4 separate regions of the Homo sapiens genome follow, and all the other regions are linked to region 3. A link is a contact called in ENCODE Hi-C or POLR2A ChIA-PET data. All regions are on one chromosome and are shown on one strand. Each heading gives the region's core, a stretch centred on a gene start or an enhancer-like site at or near the end of the contact. The rest is flanking DNA. Distances are from core to core; before and after follow the strand shown.

Region 1 (4,867 bases), core at 1,513-4,012, 360 kb after region 3:
TATTCAGTTATACTCAGAGGCAAAGCCTGGTGATGTGACCCTCCTCCCTGGGTGGCAGTGGCAGGGAGCTTAAGTTTTGCACAAACAGCAGATGCATCCACTGTTCCGGAAGAACCCAGCTCACTCCACCTCCTGACCCGTCTTAACATTCAGTCACACCTGGGTTTTAAGCTTTCCTCTCAAACCATAGATACGTACCCAACATTTCCTGTCTACTTTTCCTAAACTACACTTCACCCTCCTATAAGATTGTGAGCTCCTCAAAAGCATCTTCCTCTTTCAGAAATGTCTCCCTGCCCCTAAACAGTCAGCACTGGAAATGACAGAATGAGCTCATGTCTTGCTCTAAATTCTGTCACTGCTACAAACTGTGTGAAATGTCACAGGGAGTAGGAGTCATATTTTGTGACCTGTAGTTAACTTTCCGTGCTGCAGGCAAAGCGCTGATTCTTGTACACTGACTTTGGAACAAATGCCACAGGCCCTAATTGCAGGCTCCAAGGAGTTGAGATTCCATACTGGGGTTGCTGGAGGCAGAAGCCTTCCCACTTTCAGGACCCGGACCTGCCCTTCCCCCACGCGGTCCCGCCCAGCCAGCTACACCCTGGCCACAGAGCGCTCACAAAGGCTCAGTGTGTGTATGCCGGGCTGACTCACAGTGGTTCTGGGCCCAGGCGAGGACCTTCTCAGAGGGGCGGAAGGGGCCCTCTCCCTCCTGGCCATTTTCCATGGGGAGCAGTCAGTAACCAGGACCATGCCAGACTTCAAAAAACAGAGAGGAAAGTGGAAGTGAAAGGCAGCAGAGGACTCAGAATTGCTGTTTCTTATTTCTTTCTTAGAGAATTATGGACAGCAGGAAGGACTCACCTTTTAGTCTGTCAGTTTGTTTGCGAGAGAGAGAGAGAGAGAGAGAGAGAGAGAGATACATTTTAATTGAGAGACAATTCACACAATATAAAACTAACCACTTTATTTATTGAGATAGGGGTCTCACTATATTGCCCAGGCTGGTCTCAAACTCCTGGGCTCAAGTGATCCTCCTCCCTTGGCCTCCCAAAGTGCTGGGATGACAGGTGTGAGCCACCGTGCCCGGCTAAACTAACCATTTTATTTTATTTATTTATTTTGAGACAGAGTTTTGCTCTTGTCGCCCAGGCTGGAGTGCAATGGGATGATCTCGGATCACTGCAACCTTCGCCTCCCGGGTTCAAACGATTCTCCTGCTTCAGCCTCCTGAGTAGCTGGGATTACAGGCACCTGCCACCATGCCCATCTTTTTTTTTCTTTCTTTCTTTCTTTTTTTTTTTTTTTTTAGGAGAGATGGGGTTTCACCACGTTGGCCAGGCTAGTCTCAAACTCCTGACCTCAGGTGATCCGCCCGCCCCACCCTCTCAAAGTGCTGGGATTACAGGTGTGAGCCACCGTGCCAGGCCGAACTAACCATTTTAAATTGACCAGTTCTGTGGCACTTAGTGCATTCATAACATTGTGCAAACACTACCTTTTGTTCTAAAACATTTTCACCCCAAAAGAAAACTTGAACCCATTCAACAGTGATTCCCCATCTTCCCACCCACACTCGGCCCCTGGTGACCATCAGTCTGCTTTCTGTCTCTGTGGATTTACCACTTCAGGATATTTCCTATACATGGAATCGTACAATATATGACCTTCTGTGTCTGGCTTCCTTCTCTTGGCATAATCTTTCAATGTTCATCCCCATTGGAGCATATATCAGTACTTCATTCCTGTTTATTACCTATTCATATTCCATTGTATGAATACACCACAGTTGGTTTACTGATTTATCAATTGATGAACACTGGAGTTGCTTCCACCTTTTGGTTATTGTGAATAGCACTGCCATGAACATTTGAGTGCAAATATGAGTACCCGTTTATAATTTATTAGGGTTTATATCTAGGAGTGGAGTTGCTGGGCCAGATGCTAATTTGATATTTAACCTTTTGTGGCACCATCAAACTGTTTCCCCAGTGGCTGCACCACTTTAAATTTTCTCCAGCAATGTATGAGAGTCACCCTCTTCTTAACGTGTACCCATTTGTCCCTTTCCTCTTTCCTACTTTTTACAAAGCCAGTTCCCCACAGACTTCTCTTTCCCCTGGAGTAGAGGGTGGGAGAAGTTGCATCTCTAGTAGAAAGACTATCCAAGCCTCCATTCTTACCTTTTCCGCAAATAGAATACGGTGACCAGGAGGAGGAGAGGACAGGCTGCCACCTCCCTGTGGTCACTAAGGTACACCCACTACAGCCATTAACGCGACTCCGTAAAACTACCCTCCTAGCGACCTCCAACGCCTCGGTCCTCACCCAGAACATCACATTAAACTTTTCAACAGTCACAGATAGGAAGGGGCTCGGTGTGGAAGGTGCCAGCTCTGGCTCAGCCCTGCGGGTGAGTGTTTAACTTTCAGCCCAGCTTAAGATCTCCGAAGACACCCATCGCCTCGTCCTGCCCAGTCCCCTCCGCTAAAGGGCCGGCCTGCCCGGGCCTGGCTGGCAGCTGACATGAATGGAGAGGAAGCGCCTCCCTCTCCACCCACTCTCGCCGGGGTTACTGCCGGTCACAGACCCGGGCCTTCAAGAGCTATTTACACCTACAACAGCCCACCAGCGCCTGACCACGCCGGAGCCAATCAGCGGCCCCCAAGCTTGTCTGATTCTGTCTGCTCCAATCAGGAGGCGCGGTCCTTCCAGCCTCTTGCTCCTGTGAATCACAGGTCGGCGGGAGCCTTTTTTCCTTTTTTTTTTTTTCCCGGGGAGTCGGCCTCGGGGCTCTGCTCTCCTACCTCAGTCTGCCCTACCCTGGAATGGGGAAAATGCGGACATGCCACTCAGTCCGGCCGCGAACAGTGCTCCAGAACTCAGAGAGTTTTCCAGACGGGTGGAGATCGCGTTCCCTGCCCGCCGAGGTCCCATCGCTTCCCTGCTGGGAAGACAAATGAGGCGCTTTAGCCGTCTCCACGGCCAGCCCCTCCCTCATAACCCGAGATTCTTTGTGGGCTCTTAGTCCATAGCTGCCTTTGAGGTGGTGTAGACCTTGCTAACCAGGACGGCCCAGTAGGCAGAGCTCATTTTTATTCCTGTCTGCAATCGTGCAAAAACGCCTCTTATGGAAAAGCCAGAGCGCCAGGAGTCAGCAAAACACACTAAAGATTGGGCAGTCACTGGGGAGAACGTGAGTAAAAGCACAGGAACAGCAAAGCGTTCAGGAACGTTCGAGGCTGACGCAACCGGCGCAGGAAGGTGGTGTGTGGTGGGAGAGTGGGAGGAGACAGTGGAAAGTTTAGACTTGCTTCTGTAAGTGATAAGAAGTCATCAGATATTTTCAAGCAGGAGAGGAAAATAATCTCTCTGTTTCGCAAAGTTAACTCTCATGGCAACAGAGCAGAGTAGCGGGGGGATGGGGGCTGGGAGATGTTGGGAAGCTATTGTTACCACTCTGGTGAAGAGTCATGGGACCTCAAAAGCTGGGATAGTCACGGTGGGAATGGAAAGGAAGGGCACAAGCTGAGAGGCATTTGGGAGGAGAATCAATAGCACTTTATTGACTGGATGTGTGAGATGAGTGAGGACAGCAATCAGAAGAGGACTTTGAGGTTTCTAGCCTGAGTGGCTGGAAGGACACCACTTCCCCTACCTGAAATAGGTAGCAAAAAGGAGAGAGAAAGAGAGAAGCAGAGGGATTTTGCAAAGGGAATAGGAGTTCAGTTTTTGACATGTGGCATTTGAATTGCAAGAAGTACATCCCTGTGGATGTAATACCCAGTAGACAGTTGGGAATTAGGATCTGGTGTCGAGAAGAAAAGTAGAGATGAGATCCAAAGGGTTTATAGTGGATCGGGAGAGAAATTGATGACCTAAAGAGAAATTATAGAATAAGAAGATTTGGGCAGGGCACGGTGGCTCATGCCTGTAATCCCAGCATTTTGGGAGACCAAGGTAGGAGGATTGCTTGAGCCCAGGAGTTTGAGACCAGCCTGGGCAACATGGTGAGACCCCGACTCTACAAAAACTGCAAAAATTAGCCGGGTGTGGTGACACATACCTGTAATTCCAGCTACTTGGGAGGCTGAGGTGGGGGGATCACCTGAGCCTGGGGAGGTCTAGGCTGCAGTGAGCTGAGATAGTGCCACTGCACTCCAACCTGGGCAACATAGCAAGAGCAAGACCCTGTCTCAAAAGTAAAAAAAAAAAAAGAAGATTCAAGTACAGAATCTTGGGAAGGTAGAAAGAGGACACAGAGGCCAGGTGTGGTGGCTCATGCCTGTGATCCCAGCACTTTGGACGCTGAGGTGGGTGGATCATCTGAGGTCAGGAGTTCAAGACCAGCCTAGCCAACATGGTGAAACCCTGTTTCTATTAAAAATTATCCAGGCATGGTGGCGGGCGCCTGTTAATTCCAGCTTCTCGAGAGGCTGAGGTAGGAGAATGGCTTGAACATAGGAGGCAGAGGTTGCAGTGAGCTGAGATTGTGCCACTACACTCCAGCCTGGGCAACAGAGTGAGACTCTGTCTCAAAAAAAAAAAAAAAAAAAAAGAGGACACAGAGCTAGCAAAACAGACAAAGAAGTATCAGAAAGATATGAAAAATTAAAAAAAAGCAAACTACGATACTGTAATAGAAATAAGAAAATAATTCCAGGAAGAGGAAGCAGGACATTGTTTATGTATGTACAAAACAGTAAGACATTGGTTAAATAAATTATAAAGCATTCATTTGATAGAATACAGCCATTAAAATTATGTTGCAAAACTATATAATTGCCATAAAGAGATGTTCAATGCATCTTTTTTCCCCCAGTGCATCTTAGAAACACTCAGGTTAAAAAATAGTATATATGCT
Region 2 (5,279 bases), core at 1,610-4,109, 280 kb after region 3:
GCCGAGATTGCACCACTGCATTCCAGCCTGGGCAACAAAAGCGAAAACTCCGTCTAAATAAAATAAAATAAAACAAGGGTGACATATTCAAACACCTAGAAGCCAGCAAGATAACGTAAATGAGTAAAGTAAGCCAAGTGCTTGCACATTAAATGCATAAGAAAATTATTCACTTCCATGAAGAAATGTGCTTCCCCTTACTTCTTGCAATATGCAATCCTCTTAGCCCATCATTTACTTTACCAGTTTTGATAGAGCCATTGGTATAGAAAACCATTTCTGTACTGCTACTAATAAAAATAACAGTAGAGAACAGTGATCAATGGCACTTGACACTAGTTCCCAGTAAAGGGAGAAAACAGAAAGTGGTAAGGACAAATTAGATAGCACTAGTCCTTTTAAGAGGCAGCTGCTCAGCTCTAGTCAATTATAGCCTTGAAAGAATGCAGGGGCTAGTAGCGCCAAATCTTTGGAATTGTTAAAGAGAAGCCAAACACCTACATTTTGTTACTTGGTTTCTCTTGCTCAAAAATAAACAAACAAATAATCAGGCTGATAACTTACAGAGTCACAGCTGGGTGCAGTGGCTCACACCTGTAATCCCAGCATTTTGGGAAGCTGAGGTGTTAGGATCACTTGAGGCCAGCTTGGGCAACGGAGCAGACCTCATCTCTATTATTTATTTATTTAGGACAGAGTCTCCCTCCATCACCCAGGCTGGAGTGCAATGGCACGATCACAGCTCACTATAACCTCCACCTCTCAGGTCAAGCGATTCTCCCGTGTCAGCCTCCTGAGTAGCTGGGATTATAGGCGTGTGCCACCACACCTGGCTAATTTTTGTATTTTTAGTAGAAGCAGGGTTTTGCCATGTTGAGCAGGCTGGTCTGGAACTCCTGACCTCAGGTGATCCACCTGCCTAGGCCTCCCGAAGTGCTGGGATTACAGGCATGAGCCACCGTGCCTGGCCATATTTTTTTAAATAATAATAATAATAAAAGAAAAGTAATGAAGATCTCAGGCAGAGTGGTGGTAAAAGGAATGGAAAGGAGAGCATGGGTGCAAGAACATTACAGAAGTGGAATTTATAGGACTTGTTCAAGTAGATATTGAGGGATGGAAGCAGACTAAGATGTATCTGGGGTTTTAAGCCTGGGTGGTGCCATCAACCAAAATAGATGGAAAGAGGATCACTTGAGCTCAGGAGTTCAAGACCAGCCCAGGCAACATAGTGAGACCCTGTCTCTTAAAAACAGAAAAAGAAAAAAAAAAATTACAGATTCACAACCCCTACTATTCTGTATCAAGCCTTTTCTCATAGATTCTGATTCACAAATTTAGCTTACAGTAATTTCCTGGGGAAGTGAAACAATTTAATAAATGTTTTTGAGATGCTGTACTGGACCAGACTTCACTTTCTTTCTTTTTCTTTTTTCTTTCTCATTTTTTTTGAGATGGAGTCACACTCTGTCGCCCAGGCTGGAGTGCAAGTGGTGTGATCTCAGTCCACTGCAACCTGCAACCTCCACCTCCTGGGTTCAAGCGATTCTCCTGCCCCAGTCTCCCCAGTAGCTGGGATTACAGGCGCCCGCCACCACGGCCGGCTAATTTTTGTATTTTTAGTGGAGACAGGATTTCGCCATTTTGCCCAGGCTGGTCTCAAACTCCTGACCTCAAGTGATCCACCAGCCTCGGCCTCTGGGATTAAAGGCATGAGCCACCGCGCCCTGCCCATACTTCACTTTCTGATCCTCCTCCACACATAGGTCATGTGTCCACTTGGAAACGATCAAACACTAGTCATGTCCCAAAGGATGGGTTATCAAATCCTCAGACCAAACTAATAGGTCCCTAAATCTGCAGGTCACTCCCCGTTCCTCAATTTCATTTCTCTTTATCCCGGTAAACACATCTTCTGCTTTAGCCAAACACACTGCTTGCACATACCACCTCATTCGCTAGTTGTATCATCTCCCCCTTTTCCACCAATAATTCCCTTCACAACCCTGCTCAAAATACACTTTCCCCAAGGAAGCACTTCTTGATTACTGTTGCTGGATATGAACTCTTTTTTGTTATTGTTTTCTCATTAGTCTATGTTACAGAGGCCTGCAGAGTTGTATTTTCTTTCTCTCCCATTCATGGCCTCCCCCAACTTCCAACAGGCCTGTCTCAGGGCATGCAGGGTAGGAAGGGAGCTGCAGACTGATGCTGCTAACCATCTCCCAGGCCTCCTGGGCCAAACCGCACCCGAATCAACCCAGACCCCGCCTCACCCGTCAGTTCCCCAGTCAGGTAAGTGGCCATTTTGGAGAACATGTCCCGGCAGAGCTCAGTGATGTCAGCTTCAGCAGGCTCCTTTGCTTCCTCAGCTGTCTCCACGGCGGCATCGTCTGGGCCAAGGGAGAATGACTAAGTGTCCCGCCTACACCCGGTGCTAATCCAGCCAAAGCAGCCTGTTCCGACATCCCTCCACTTGCCTTCATTCCATCAAGTCGGCTCCATTCTCCATCTGCCATAATTTCAAGTCCTTCACTGCGTCCCTGCCCATCTGACACATCAACTCGCCTCCCTCGCACCGCCCCTCGCCCATACCCGGCACCCCCGCTCATCCTGGCACCATCCCAGTCACCCTGACAGGACAAACACTCGCGCGCAGCGACAAGTGCACTCCTCTCACCAGCCCGTTCCTGCCAGGTGAGCCACCACACACTCAACCTCGCCCACCCGAGACGGAGCCCCAGGCCCCCCACCGGACGCTTCCTCCCCATCCATTCCGGGTACCTCGGGCGGGCTCATCACTCCGGGTCGCCAGTACGCCCTCGGCTGCCGCCGCCATAGCGGACCCCGCGCTGTTTCCGGGCCGGGGTGCTGCGCATGCGCACTGGGTGTGCCCCGCCCACCCGGCCGGCCCTGCAGTCCTGCGCCTAGCGGTCCAGTCCAGCCTCAGGTCTATGACACAGCAAAGGGCGATTCCGGAGCCGAAATTGAAGCTACGCCAGGCTGTTGTGAATTGATCCACTGCCAACAGTCGCGACGTCTGGGACTGAGGGCGAGCTCATCCCTACAGTCACACCCTGGAGGGATCACTCATCTTGTACCACTCACGACCCGTCTGGGAATAGTCAACCCTGTTTGTGGCCTGCTGACCAAAACCACTGAAGACGGATTGCCCGCTCTCCTGACACTCCGCACTGGAGTTAGTCATCAAAAGATTGCTCAGGGAATCCAAAGTTTTACAGGTTGTCTCGTCCACACTTTGGGAAACCTTCAGGCATTGATCCCTGGTCCTAAATACTGTCCCTCCCAATGTCCTGAGTTAACACCAACTCACTGGCCCCTATTTCTTAAACTGCAGGCAGGCATCTACTTCTCTTCAGTTGATACAGCCTTCCTTGAAGAAAGCTTAGACTGTAACTTTTTTAGGGCTGAGGATACACTCTGGTTATCTTAATTGCATTTAAGCTGTTTCACAAGCCTCCTAGGTGTACAGAGTACTTAATGGGATGGGAGAACAGGAGTGAGTGAAAGAGATGGATGAGAAGAAGTGACTGGGGAGCAATTGAAGGTGCAAAATGAGGAGGGATAAAGGCCACAGAAGAAGGGATAGGAGATATTCAGCAGGCCTCAGGCAGGCTCCTGGACACCCAAAATCTTGGTAGTTTCTTTTCTTATCCCTGGTTATCCTCCCTCTGCACCCTCTCACCCCACCCCGATGCCAGTACATACACACACACGCCAGCTACCCCTTATCCCCAGCCCTCCTACCCTGACTGTCTCCACCCTGAGGACTGAGTCTCACTTGTCACCTGTCCCCACTTTTCCTATGGTGCAACCATAGTAGCCACTATTTCAAGCCATTCCTGCGAGCCAGAAGTTCTTTTTTTTGAAACAGAGTCTCGCTCTGTCACCCAGGCTGGAGTACAGTAACGTGATCTCGGCTCAGCTCACTGCAACCTCCACCTCCCGAGTTCAAACGATTCTCATGCCTCAGCCTCCCAAGTAGCTGGGATAACAGGCACGCGCCACCACACCTGGCTAATTTGTTTGTATTTTTATTAAAGACAGGATTTCAGCATTTTGCCCAGGCTTGTCTGGAACTTCTGGCCTCAAGTGATCCACCCAACATAGCCTCCCAAAGTGCTGGGATTACAAGCGTGAGTCACTGTGCTAGGCCTAGAAGTTCTTATAGCCCAGCTCCTTCACATCACTGCACCTACTCTATACCTCCTAGAGAGCATGAACCTATTCCAGCCCAGGCACATGGATGACCCACAATTTCAGCCTTTCTTCCCTCTATAATACCAGAAGCAAATGCAAAGTCCAAGTTTTCCTAAGGAGTTTTATTGATAGCCACCATGGAAACCCACATGGTCTTATGGAAGAATAATGTCAGAACCCACCACATATTAATTCAAAGATCTCTGAATCCTGAGTTCATTTCCTTGCCTGATTCCCTTCAGGCTCCATTTTTATCTCCTGGTTAAAGCCCACTCAGTTTCCAGGTTCAGTGGACCAGGAGGCAGCCTCTTGCAGAAGATCCTTCATAGACTTTGCTCCGGGAGTGCCTCACACTTAACTCCTCTGCAACGTTGGAATCTCACCACGGGAGAGTCTCCTCTCCTCTAAGGCTTCCTCTTCTCTTTTATAGGGAACCTCTGTGGGGGAAAACGAGAAACCCATGGGTGCTAGCAACAAATCTTGGGATGCACAAAGGATAAGAATAGGATTCACTGGGAAGTAGGAAGACATCTAGATACCGCCTACTCTCTTGGTTTCTACCTTTTTCACAGACCATGGCTATCCAGGTGCTTAGGAAGAGCCATTACCCTCCCTCTCTTTATCCTGTTTGTTAACTTTTTTTTTTTTAATTAACACACAGAGCTAAGTACACAGGGAGTAAAAGGCCCAGTGGAAGACGTTATTTCACAGAGCTATGTGGCAACACACAGAAACACTGATTCACAAGCCTAAGCATGATGCCCACCACACACAGAAACATTGGCTCAAAAGGCCAGATGCAGGGTGGGGCTCAGCAGCAGCCATGATGGGACCTGTTGTCCTAGAAGTGCAGGGGATGTGGCGAGGGGGCCTGTGCGGAGGCAGAGGGAGGGAAGCCTGCTGTCTGATGCTTTAGGCCCCCTTCCTCACCACTCTCCTGCCCACCCTGGACTCCCCAGGGGTCTGGGGTCACAGCTGGGGCTGGCTGCGGGTGCTTCCAAATAGCTTGTTCCTTCTGTTGGAAGAAGAAAGGGACAAATCATTTGAAGAAATAGTTT
Region 3 (5,615 bases), core at 1,627-4,126:
CGCCACTGCACTCCAGCCTGGGTGACAGAGCAAGACTCTGTCTCCAAAAAAAAAAAAGTTATCTCAGTAGAGGCTTTATTTGACCCCTCTATATAAAAAGTAAATCCCCTACCACACATATACATACACACACACACACTCTTACCCTTTCCTGACTCTAAAGTTCTCCACAGCATTATGATCCTTTGACCTATTCATTCACATATTTGTCTGTTTCCACCCAATTAGAATGTGTCTGTTCCACGAGGGCTTAGTCTGTTTTGTTCAAACTGGTTCCCCCTCCCAGCACCCACAGCATACACAAGTGCTACCACGACCCCGGCACACACAGGTGCCCCCCACAAGCACATACAGGTGTTCCTCCTCCCGGCACACACAGGTGCCCACCCTCTCAGCACACACAGGTGCTCAGTGAGAATGTGTTCAGTGAATAAACAAGTAAGGACCAAAAGCCATGCCTTCAGACTCCTCACACAATGCCCTATGTGCCTGCCCTCAAGTGCTGGTTCAATTCTTGGTGGTCACGTCCTTCAGTCAGAAGAAAAGATCTAGAAATCTAAAAATGAAATAATACATTTTAGCTACTCTATTTCACCTCCCACAGCTGCCTTTCATAGCAGGGAGGATAAAGAACACAACTAAAAGTTAACATCTTGGTTTAACGGCTCTTTCATTAAAGAGCTCATTTTACTGCTGCTACTTAAGAACTTTCTGCCTTTCCAGGCAAGAAACTAATAACTCATAATTAACTCCTGACCAACAAGACTAAGTTAACCAATCTTGAAAATTAGCTTATTCAGATGTTTTCCAGAGTGTGTATAATAAGAAACTATTTCATATTAATTGAATTGGTGTTGCAAAACTTTCCAGAAGTATTCTGAATGAATTCTAAGGATGCTTTGGCAGATGATCAAGCACATTCGAGAATTTCACAGGAGATAATCTCGTAATAATACCATGTTGTAGGTAATCCATTAGCTGACTCTAGAAACAACAGAATACTAAACCTAGAAAATAAGCCAAAAGCCAGGCTCGGTGGCTCACGCCTGTAATCCCAGCATTTTGGGAGGCTGAGGCAGGCGGATCACCTGAAGTCAGGAGCCAGAAAAGAGGAAGAGATTGATGGAACGTTGAGGGAAATGCCCTGCCTTGGGGCTGCAAGACAAATAAATAACTGGTGCATATTTAAACAGATCGTTTATGAAGATTATTATTATCTCAGCCAAAAAATACACAATATGAACACTGTATAAAAGTCAATTTATCACATTCTCTGAGTCAGACTGTTCTTGGCTTATTGCAAAAGTTATCAGTGCACTGCACGAACCCCGTTCCCAAGCCAGACTTGAGCTACTCTCCACCCTCCAGAAATCACTCCATTGCAGCCTCTGAATTTAAGTGAATTTAACACGTAAGTATCTGCAATTTGAAAAGTCACTTTTCACTTATTTTAGCCCAACCCTGATAAAGTGACTGAGAGAGCTGAGAATAATGAATTTGAAGATTCGCTATGCCCCATTATGCAGAATTCTAAAAATCTTTTCTTCTTAAAACATTTTTATTATCACAATGAGTGACGTGTTTCAAGTTAACATGTAAAATCGGAGAACTCGAGACAGAAGAGGACCTTAGAGATCCTTTAATTCAATATTTTAGAGAAAAATGGGTAGAGGATAAACTAACTTGCTGATCACCGTGTCGGTATTCATGCTGTGAAAGTAATAAACGGAACACCAACTGAGAAATGATCCCCGAATGCTGTCAGGTACTTCAGTCTTGCAAAAACTACTACAGATTAATCAGTCCTGCTCATCCGTTTAACTCAGCTATGTAAACAAGCAGAGCTAGACTATGCTCAAACCCTAAATATTAGCGTTACCACTCGCCTGCCACATACTACAGCATCATTAGTTATGAAAGTGTTTTAATACAAGATCTTCATGTTTGTGTAAAAGAATTACTATAAAACAGACCTAAAGGCAAGTTACCCATATTCCAGAATAAGTGAGTGCCAAAAATATTCACCCTTCATTACAGTACAAATGAGACAGGCAGTAATAATGAGACTGCATTTAAAGTTGTTTTTGCACTTAAAATTTAAGTCTATACTCCTCATCTGCATCAGGCCCCGGCCTGTTTGGTAACCTCAATATTCCTTTACTAAAGTGACAGCATCACCACCCTTTGAGACACAGATGCCCGGTGGACATCTGTGCCTGCAGCAGGAACGCGGGTGTCCGCGGGTTTCTGCAAAACTCCACCATGACCAAAGCTGCATCTCCAGCTGAACAGGTCTAACCCTTGCTTCGGAAGCCATCTGTCCCTGTCTCCCTGACACAGAATCACGGCCTCCTATGCCGTAAGGCTCCGAACATCTGTAAAATCAGCGGGGTGGACTAACGCAGAATTCTTTTTCCAGCTCTCAAAATTCCGCCTCATTGCCGGAGTGGCAGGGCGGTGCAGAGAAAGAGCCCTGGGCTTGACACCGCTTGAAAAGCCCACGTTCGCATTGCTCTGACCACCCCTCCAACTCCCGGGGACTACAGGAGTGCGAGGGGGCCCGCTGCGCCCCACTGTCCCTCGCGGGCTCCTGGCCCACAGAGCGCAGCACAGCGCCGCCGCTGGGAAAGGGCCGATACAGGCCTAGCCGCGCGGCGCGGCGCGGCGCGTCTCTCGGGGTGCGGGTCCCCTCCGCCCGCGGCCCCGGACCGCGACCCCCGCTCCCCGCCCGGCCCCCGCCCGGCTCCGGCCTGGCCCGGCCTCTGACCTGCTTTCCGCCGCCCGGCGGTCCCTCGGCGCGGCAGGCAGTTGCAGCCGCCAGTCCCCAGCCCGCTGTCACCTCCGCCCCTGGAAGCGGCGGGCGGGTCGATCCCGTGTGAGTCAGCGCGCCGCCCCGCCTCCCGCTCAGGCTTCCGCCTCTGCCGGCGCGGTCCGCGCGGCCCCGGGGGCGCCAAGCTCCGCTGCCCGCGCGCCCACCTCTCCGGCGCCCGCCCCGCGCTCGCGCCCCCTGGCGGCCGGCCCGGCCCTGCTCGCCTCGCGACGTCAGAGGGGCGTCGCTCCCAGAACGGCCACCGGGGAAACTGAGGCACGGGGGCCCGCCCCCGCCGCAGCGCGCCGACACGGCTCGTCGGGCCTCGGCCTCACGCAGTCCTACGTGCAGCCCCGGCTGCGGACAAGTTCCTCCACTCTTGCTGTTCCCCCACTCCCGACACCACCCTCCAACCTAGAAAAAAGTCAAAATTCCATTCAGAGAAGTCCAAGTCGATTCCTGTCTGCGTGTGATGCTGTCCTCTTTGCTACCCCGAGGCAGTTTCCCTTATTATGCCACACAATACTCGCTGGGGTTCGCCTCTATCTGTCCCATTTTTTTCTGAGGAAAGTCTCTCAGGACATCTTTGAGAATTTGAGAGCAAGAAATGACAGAAGCAAGAACTGGGCAGGGCTGTCAGAACTCCTCCTCCGACTCAGTTTCTGAATCCCCGCAGTATTCCCGTTGTTTGTTTAAAGACCACGAAGTTACACAGCTTGGCTATGTTGCTGGAATTGCTGCGCCTCACGTTTCTGGAATCTACCTAGAGGATTCTGAAGAAGGCGGCGAGTCTATGACTGTGCATGCACAACAAAAATAAATATTTCACAAATCTCATCCCATGCTGTATATGTTTCTCCTTCCCTTTGCTTTTTAAAAACTTGTGGTTAAATATATATCACATGAAATTTACCATTTTAATCCTTTTTAAGTGTACAGTTCAGTGGCATTAAGTACATTGACATTGTTCTGCAACCATCACCACCATCCAGCTCCAGAACTTTTTCATCTTCCCAAACTGAAACTGTACCCATTAAACACTAACTCCTCATTCTCCAGCCCCTGGTAACCATCATTCTACTTTCTGTCTCTATGATTACTCTGGATACCTCATATAAGTGGGATCATACAATATTGTCCTTTTGTGAGTGGCTTCTTTCACCTAGCATAATGTCTTCAAGGCTCACCCATGTTGTAGCATGCGTTAGAATATCCTTCCTTTTGAAGGCTGAATAATACTCAATTGTACGTATATAACATCTTTGGTTTATCCCATCTTTCTGTGGACATTTGGGTTGTTTGTACCTTTAGGCTATGGTGAATAATGCTGCAATGAACATGGGTGTACAAATATCTGAGTCCCTACTTTCAATTCTTTTGGGTATATATCCAGAAGAATTGCTGGATCATGTGGTAATTCTGTGTTTAATTTTTTGAGAAGCCACCATACTGTTTTTTTTTCCTTTGCTTTTTGAAGCATGTTAACACTGTAAAGAGAACATTTTGTAGTAAAATATCAACGTTCGGAGAGTCTTTAAAATTCTTAGCAATGCTTCATTTGCCTGTAAAACTGTGACTTTTCGGCGGATCACGAGGTCAAGAGAACGAGACCATCCTGGTCAACATGGTGAAACCCTGTCTCTACTAAAAATAAAAAATTAGCTGGTCATGGTGGTGGGTGCCTGTAGTCCCAGCTACTCGGGAGGCTGAGGCAGGAGAATCGCTTGAACCCGGGAGGTAGAGGTTGCAGTGAGCTGAGATCGCGCCACTGCACTCCAGCGTGGTGACACAGCGAGACTCCGTCTCAAATAAATAAATAAATAAATAAATAAATAAATATTTTAAAACAAGTGACTTTTCTTTCCTCAAGAAAGTAATTAACATTGCAAATCTATTGTCTTTATTTTTGGATAATGTTATTAGCCAAAATAAAAATAACTTATTATTCAGTTTCCTACAATTTTGTTTTCTGTGGATGTAGCTTTCTAAAGTTGTTTGGAGTCAAGTATGCCATATGAAATTCAGATGAAAAATCAAGCATTTCGTTTTATTTATTTTTTTCGCCACGTTGGTCAGGCTGGGCTTGAACTCCTGACCTCAGGTGATCCACCCTCCTCGGCCTCCCAAAGTACTGGGATTACAGGCATGAACCACTGCGCCCAGCCTGGGGATCGGAGTTTTTTGTTTGTTTGTTTTTTTGAGACGGAGTCTCGCTCCGTCTCCCAGGCTTGAGTGCAGCGGCGTGATCTCGGCTCATTGCAAGCTCCGCCTTCTGGGTTCCCGCCATTCTCCTGCCTCAGCCTCCCGAGTAGCTGGTACTGCAGGCGCCCGCCACCACGCCTGGCTAATTTTTTTTTTGTATTTTTGTAGTAGAAACGGACTATCACCGTGTTAGCCAGGATTGTCTCCATCTCCTGACCTTGTGGAGTTTTTAAAGATAATTTGGCTGGTGGGGTCTTGAGAAGTGGGGAGTGCTGATTGGTCAGGTTGGAGATGGAAACATAGGGGGTCAAAATGAGGTTTTCTTGCTGTTTTCTGCTCCTGGGTGCAATGCAGAACTGGTTGAGCCAGATTACCGGTCTGGATGGTGTCAGCAGATCCATCAACTGCAGGGTCTGCAAAATATCTCAAATACTGATCTTAGGTTTTGAAATAGTGATGTTATTCCAGGAGCAATTTGGGAGGTTCAGGCTCTTGGAGTCAGAGGCTGCATGACCCCTAAACTGTAATTTTTTTTTTTTTTTTTTTTTTTGAGACGGAGTCTTAGTCTACCGCCCAGGCTGGAGTGCAGGGGTGCAATCTCAGC
Region 4 (5,295 bases), core at 2,789-5,288, 260 kb after region 3:
ACACGGAATTACCATTGTCTCTGGGAGATCCACTGTCCAGTTTATACATCACCAGGTGCCTCATCTCCTCATCTGGGCCCTTTTCCACTGTTCTCTATCCCACTGAATAAAGATAGAAATCTATGACCCAACAAGGCCAGCTCCTTTTCACTCACAATTAAACCATCACAAGCCTTGTTGATTTTACTTCCTTAATAAACCCTGAATCCCTAAACTATTCCTCTGTCATCACTCTACCTAATCCCAGCTGTTCTCTACTTTGGCTCTGATTTGTTCTCCACATTGCAGACAGAACTGCTTTCCAAAATGAAAATTTGATCATGCCAAAGCGTTCTTAAGCATTTCAATAACCTTTTTAGGTTAAAGACAAGAATACAGTTACGTGCCACATAACAATGTTTCGGTCAACAAGGGACCACATATGTAATGGTGGTCCCATAAGATTATAATGGAACTAAAAAATTCCTATCGCCTAGTGATGTCTAGCCATTTGTAACATCATAGTGCAATATATTACTCATTTGTTTGTGGTAATGCTGGTATAAACCTACTGGGCTGGTGGTTATAAAAAGTGTAGCACATACAGTTATGTACAGTATACAATATTTGATAATGATAATAAACAACTATGTTACTGGTTTATGTATAATATTTAGCATGCTATGGCCAGGTGCGGTGGCTTACGCCTGTAATCCCAGCACTTTGGGAGGCCAAGGCGAGCGGATCACAAGGTCAGGAGCTCGAGACCATCCTGGTTAACACAGTGAAACCTCATCTCTACTAAAAATACAAAAAATTAGCCGGGCGTGGTGGCGGGCGCCTGTAGTCCCAGCTACTCAGGAGGCTGAGGCGGGAGAATAGCATGAACCCACGAGGCAGAGCTTGCAGTGAGCTGAGATCGCGGCACTGCACTCCAGCCTGGGCAACAGAGCAAGACTCCATCTCAAAAAAAAAAAAATATATTCAGTATGGTATGCTCTTTACTGTTTAGAGTACACTCCTACGTATTCAAAAAAAAAAAAAAAAAGTTGACTGTAAAAAAGCCTCAGGCAGGTCCTTCAGGAAGTATTCCAGAGGGCACTGTTATCATAGGAGATGACAGCTTCATGCATGTTATTACTACTGAAGCCCTTCCAGTGGGACAAGATATGGAGGTGAACAGCAGTGATACTGATGATCCTGACCCTGTGTAGGCCTAGACTCGTGTGTGTGTCTTAGTTTGCAACAAAACAAGTTTAAAGCCAGGCACAGTGGCTCACGTCTGTAATCCCAGCACTTTGGGAGGCTGAGGCAGGAGGGTAACTTGAGCCCAGGAGTTCAAGACCAGCCTGGGTAACATAGCAAAACCCCCTCTCTACAAAAAATACAGAAATTAGCCAGGTGTGGTAGCTTCCGCCTGTAGTCCCAGCTACTCAGGAGGCTGAAGTGGGAGAATCACTTGAGCCCAGGAGGTTGAGGTTGCAGTGAGCCGTGATTGCACAATTGCACTCCAGCCTGGGCGACAGTGAGACCCTGTCTCCAAAAAAAAAAAAAGTTTAAAAGGTAAAAAGAAAAAAAAAGTAATAGAAAAAAGCTTGTAGAATAAGGATATAAAGAAAATATTTTTGTACAGCTGTACAATGTGTTTTATGTCTTAGCTGTGTTATAACAAGAGTCAAAAAGTGTAAAAAAACTTAAAGTTTATAAAGTAAAAGTTACAGTAAACTAAGGTTTACTGTTGAAAATAATATTTTAATAAATTTAATATAGGTGAAGTGTACAGTATTCATAAAGTCTACAATACTGTAAAGTAATACATTCACTCACCTCTTACTAACTCACTCAGAGAAACTTTCAGTTCTGCAAACTCCATTCATGATAAGTGTCCTACACAGGTTGTGCCCTTTTTTTTTTTCCTGTATACAGTATTTTCTTTTTTTCTTTTTCTTTTTTTTTTTTTTTGAGACAGTCTCGCTCTGTCGCCCAGGCTGGAGTGCAGTGGTGCGATCTCGGCTCACTGCAACCTCTGCCTCCCAGGCTCAAGCCATTCTCCTGCCTCAACCTCTTGAGTAGCTGGGATTACAGGCGCCCGCTACCACACCCGGCTAATTTTTGTATGTTTAGTAGACACAGGGTTTCACCATGTTGGCCAGGCTGGTCTTGAACTTCTGACCTCAGGTGATCCACCCACCTCGGCCTCCCAAAGTGTTGGGATTACAGGCATAAGCCACCACACCCGGCCAGGTGTTTTCACTGTACCCTTTCTATATTTAAATACAAAAATGCTTACCATTGTGTTACAATTGCCTACAGTATTCAGTACAGTAACTTGACGTACAGCTATACCATTTAGCCTAGGTGTACAGGAAGCCATACCATCTAGGTCTCTGGAAGTACACTCAAAGATGTTCGCACAATGACGAAATCGCCTACCAACTCATTTCTCAGAACATAACCCTGCTGTTAAGCAATGGATTACTCTTATTTCCCAAGGCTCAATCCTAACATTCTCGGGAAGCCTTCTTGACTCCTATCATTAAGCCAAATACCCCTCTTATGCACTCTCCCAGATTCACGAATATTTTCTTCCCAAAAGTTACCACTATTGCAATTTTTTTTTTTTTTTTTTTGAGACAGGGTTTCAATCTGTCACCCAGCCTGGAGATCAGCAGCACGATCACAGCTCACTGCAGCATCGACCTCCCCAGGCTCAGGTGGTCCACCTGCTTCAGCCTCCCAATTAGCTGGGACCACCACGCCCGGCTAATTTTTTTTTTTTTCTGTATTTTTTGTAGAAACGGGGCCTTGCTATATTGCCCAGGCTGGTCTTGAATTCCTGGACTCAAGTGATTCTCTTGCCTTGGCCTCCGGAGTCGCTGGGATTATAGGCGTGAGCCACTGCGCCTGGCCCTATCACTATGGTAACTTTACATTTATCTGAATTCCTTTTTTTTTAGACGGAGTCTCACTCTGTTACCTAGGCTGGAGTGCAGAGGTGCAGTGTCGGCTCACTGTGCAACCTCCGCCTCCGGGTTCAAGCGATTCTCCTGCCTCAGCCTCCCAAGTAGCTGGGATTACAGGCACGCGCCACCACGCCTGGCTAATTTTTTTTTTTTGTATTAGTAGAGACGGGGTGTCACCACGTTGGCCAGGCTGGTCTCGAACTCCTGACCGCAAGTGATCCGCCCGCCTCAGCCTCCCAAAGTGCTAGGATTACAGGCGTGAGCCACCGCGCCCGGCCATTATTTGTATTGTTTTTTGTTTGTTTTGTTTTGTTTTGTTTTGTTTTGAGAGTCTCGTTCTGTCGCCCAGGCTGGAGTGCAGTGGCGCGATCTCGGCTCACAGCAACCTCCGCCTCCCGGGTTCAAGCGATTCTCCTGCCTCAGCCACCGCGCCCGGCCCATTATCTGGATTCTTTAGTACCTGTTCCTCTAGACTCTACGCTCCATTAAAGCAGGAACTCCATCTGTTGCAACACCTAGCACAGCGTCCGGCACACTGCAGTTCTTCAATAAATACTTGCTGCATGAAGCCCTCTCTTCACCACCACCCCCACCCCTCCTCCTCGCAAAAAAAAAAAAAAAAAAAAAATGCCCCAGGGAAGGGTCCCTATCTACTCTGTCCACCACTGCCCAGGGCCCATCAGTGGGCCCAATGGCTATTTGGCGAGTAAATAAATGGGGTCAGGAGAAACGAAGGGGAAAGGATGTGTCAGAGGCCAGGACTGCCCCCTAAGATGGAGGAGGCCTAACTCTGGGAGCTTCCGCCTCTCCGAACGAGCGTCGCCAAGAGAAACCCCCTCAGAAGCGAAAAGGGCCAGGAAAAGAGGTCAGCCCCGGCCAGGCAAAGACATCACCTAAGCTCCCCAGCAGCCCCGTGTCTCTCCGCCTTTTCCTTCTCCCTTCCCGTCATGGGAAAGACTCCCGCCCGTGTCGTCACCTACACACACGAAAGAGACACAGGGAGAGAGGCTTCCATTCACGGTCACTCACAGGCGCAGCGGTTTCTGTGCCATCTGTCCGAATAGTATGGGTTGCGACTGCCACCTAAAATTGGGAATGCGAATCCGCGCTCCCCGGAAAAATGCGACCGCGCAACAATCAGACGTCAGCGCCCTCCAGCCAATAACGGTTCACTTACTTACGGAGACCGCCGAGGGACAGAAGCCTCTCTCAGGTGTTTGCGCCTCAAGGAAGAATCAAGAGGGAAAGGGAGGAACGAAGGGAGAAAGAGAAAGTGACCGAAAGGATTCCAACTATGATTTTTTAAATTAAATTTCAGAGCACTTGAAGCGAATGAATGGCTAGGAAGTACAGAGCACAATGTCGGGTTCTAACCTAACCTAACCTAACCTAACCTAACCTAACCATATCGGTCTAGTGGGCAAGACAGACCCCCTCTATCCACGTTTTTTGTAAGTTTTTAACCTATCAAAAAGTTAAGAGGCCGGGCGTGGACGCTCACGCCTATAATCCCAGCACTTTGGAAGGCTGAGGCGGGCGGATCACTTGAGGTCGGGCGTTCAAGACCAGCCTGGGCAACATGGTGAAACCCCGTCTCTTCTAAAAATACAAAAATTAGCCGGGCATGGTGGAGAATTGCTTCAACCAGGGAGGCGGGGGTTGCAGTGAGTCAAGATCGCGCCATTGCACTCCAGCCTGGACAACAAGAGCGAAACTCCGTCTCAAATTAAAAAAAAAAAAGTTAAAAGAATAATGGCTATTACCTTGATTCAGTAAGTCTCAGCATGTTGGCAAATTTGCTTGTGTTCTCTTTCTCTCAAAGTGCCCAAGCCCTTCCATTCTCACTCAATCATTTGAAAGTAAAGTACAGGCCGGGCGCAGTGGCTCACGCCTGTAATCCCAGCACTTTGGGAGATCCAGACCATCCTGGCTAACACGGTGAAACCCCCTCTCTACTAAAAATACAAAAAATTAGCCGGGCGTGGTGGCACGCACCTGCAGTCCCAGTTACTCGGGAGGCTGAGGCAGGGGAATCGCTTGAACCCAGGAGGAGGAAGTTGCAGTGAGCCGAGATCGCGCCACTTCACTCCAGCCTGGGCGACAGAGCGAGACTCCGTGTCAAAAAATAAAATAAAATAAAGTGCGGACAACAGGAATACATCTCCATTTATCTCCTAAGATTAGGATATCCTCCTACATAACCGTAATACTATTAACACAGCTAAGAAAATTAACATTAATTATTCAATAATATTACCTAATATACATCCATATTTAAAGTTCTCCATATTTCCCTACAAACTGATTTTATATTTGGGGCTTGTTTTGATTCAGATGCAATCAAGTTTCACAC

What was found. Hi-C counts contacts between places; a loop is a spot of excess contacts on that map. ChIA-PET counts read pairs that join two places held with the same protein, here RNA polymerase II (POLR2A). Pooled maps may share reads with other maps.
Region 1: a map of OCI-LY7 shows a loop between it and region 3 (5-fold over the local background). The contact joins the promoter of OLMALINC here to the promoter of DNMBP in region 3. A Hi-C loop is called at or near these places in 1 of 168 maps with a recorded cell type or tissue (OCI-LY7), 3 of 37 single-sample maps with no recorded cell type and 9 of 50 pooled maps. POLR2A ChIA-PET finds 5 or more read pairs at or near these places in 4 of 52 experiments (BJ, GM12878, H1 and 1 more).
Region 2: a map of CD4-positive, alpha-beta T cell shows a loop between it and region 3 (3-fold over the local background). The contact joins the promoter of BLOC1S2 here to the promoter of DNMBP in region 3. A Hi-C loop is called at or near these places in 1 of 168 maps with a recorded cell type or tissue (CD4-positive, alpha-beta T cell) and 10 of 50 pooled maps. POLR2A ChIA-PET finds 5 or more read pairs at or near these places in 1 of 52 experiments (GM12878).
Region 4: a loop to region 3 is called in a pooled map, with 4 times the contacts of the local background. The contact joins the promoter of CWF19L1 here to the promoter of DNMBP in region 3. A Hi-C loop is called at or near these places in 6 of 50 pooled maps. POLR2A ChIA-PET finds 5 or more read pairs at or near these places in 2 of 52 experiments (Panc1 and activated naive CD4-positive, alpha-beta T cell).

The regions. Positions count from the first base shown.
Region 1 is chr10:100,370,814-100,375,680 of GRCh38, forward strand. It overlaps OLMALINC (oligodendrocyte maturation-associated long intergenic non-coding RNA), which reads left to right and starts at 2,763. Exons shown (of 3, transcript NR_026762.1): 1 at 2,763-3,199. RefSeq lists enhancers at 2,326-2,655, 2,385-2,954, 2,756-2,885, 2,955-3,522, 3,523-4,092.
Region 2 is chr10:100,283,821-100,289,099 of GRCh38, forward strand. It overlaps BLOC1S2 (biogenesis of lysosomal organelles complex 1 subunit 2), which reads right to left and starts at 2,860. Exons shown (of 5, transcript NM_173809.5): 1 at 2,785-2,860; 2 at 2,277-2,393. The coding sequence starts at 2,839. It overlaps PKD2L1 (polycystin 2 like 1, transient receptor potential cation channel), which reads right to left. Exons shown (of 16, transcript NM_016112.3): 15 at 5,152-5,236; 16 at 4,329-4,658. The coding sequence ends at 4,576. RefSeq lists enhancers at 2,094-2,601, 2,187-2,486 and a silencer at 2,777-2,976.
Region 3 is chr10:100,007,071-100,012,685 of GRCh38, forward strand. DNMBP (dynamin binding protein) reads right to left here and starts at 2,877. Exons shown (of 17, transcript NM_015221.4): 1 at 2,768-2,877. RefSeq lists a silencer at 2,650-3,169.
Region 4 is chr10:100,263,600-100,268,894 of GRCh38, forward strand. CWF19L1 (CWF19 like cell cycle control factor 1) reads right to left here and starts at 4,039. Exons shown (of 14, transcript NM_018294.6): 1 at 3,972-4,039. The coding sequence starts at 3,994. RefSeq lists an enhancer at 1,770-2,019.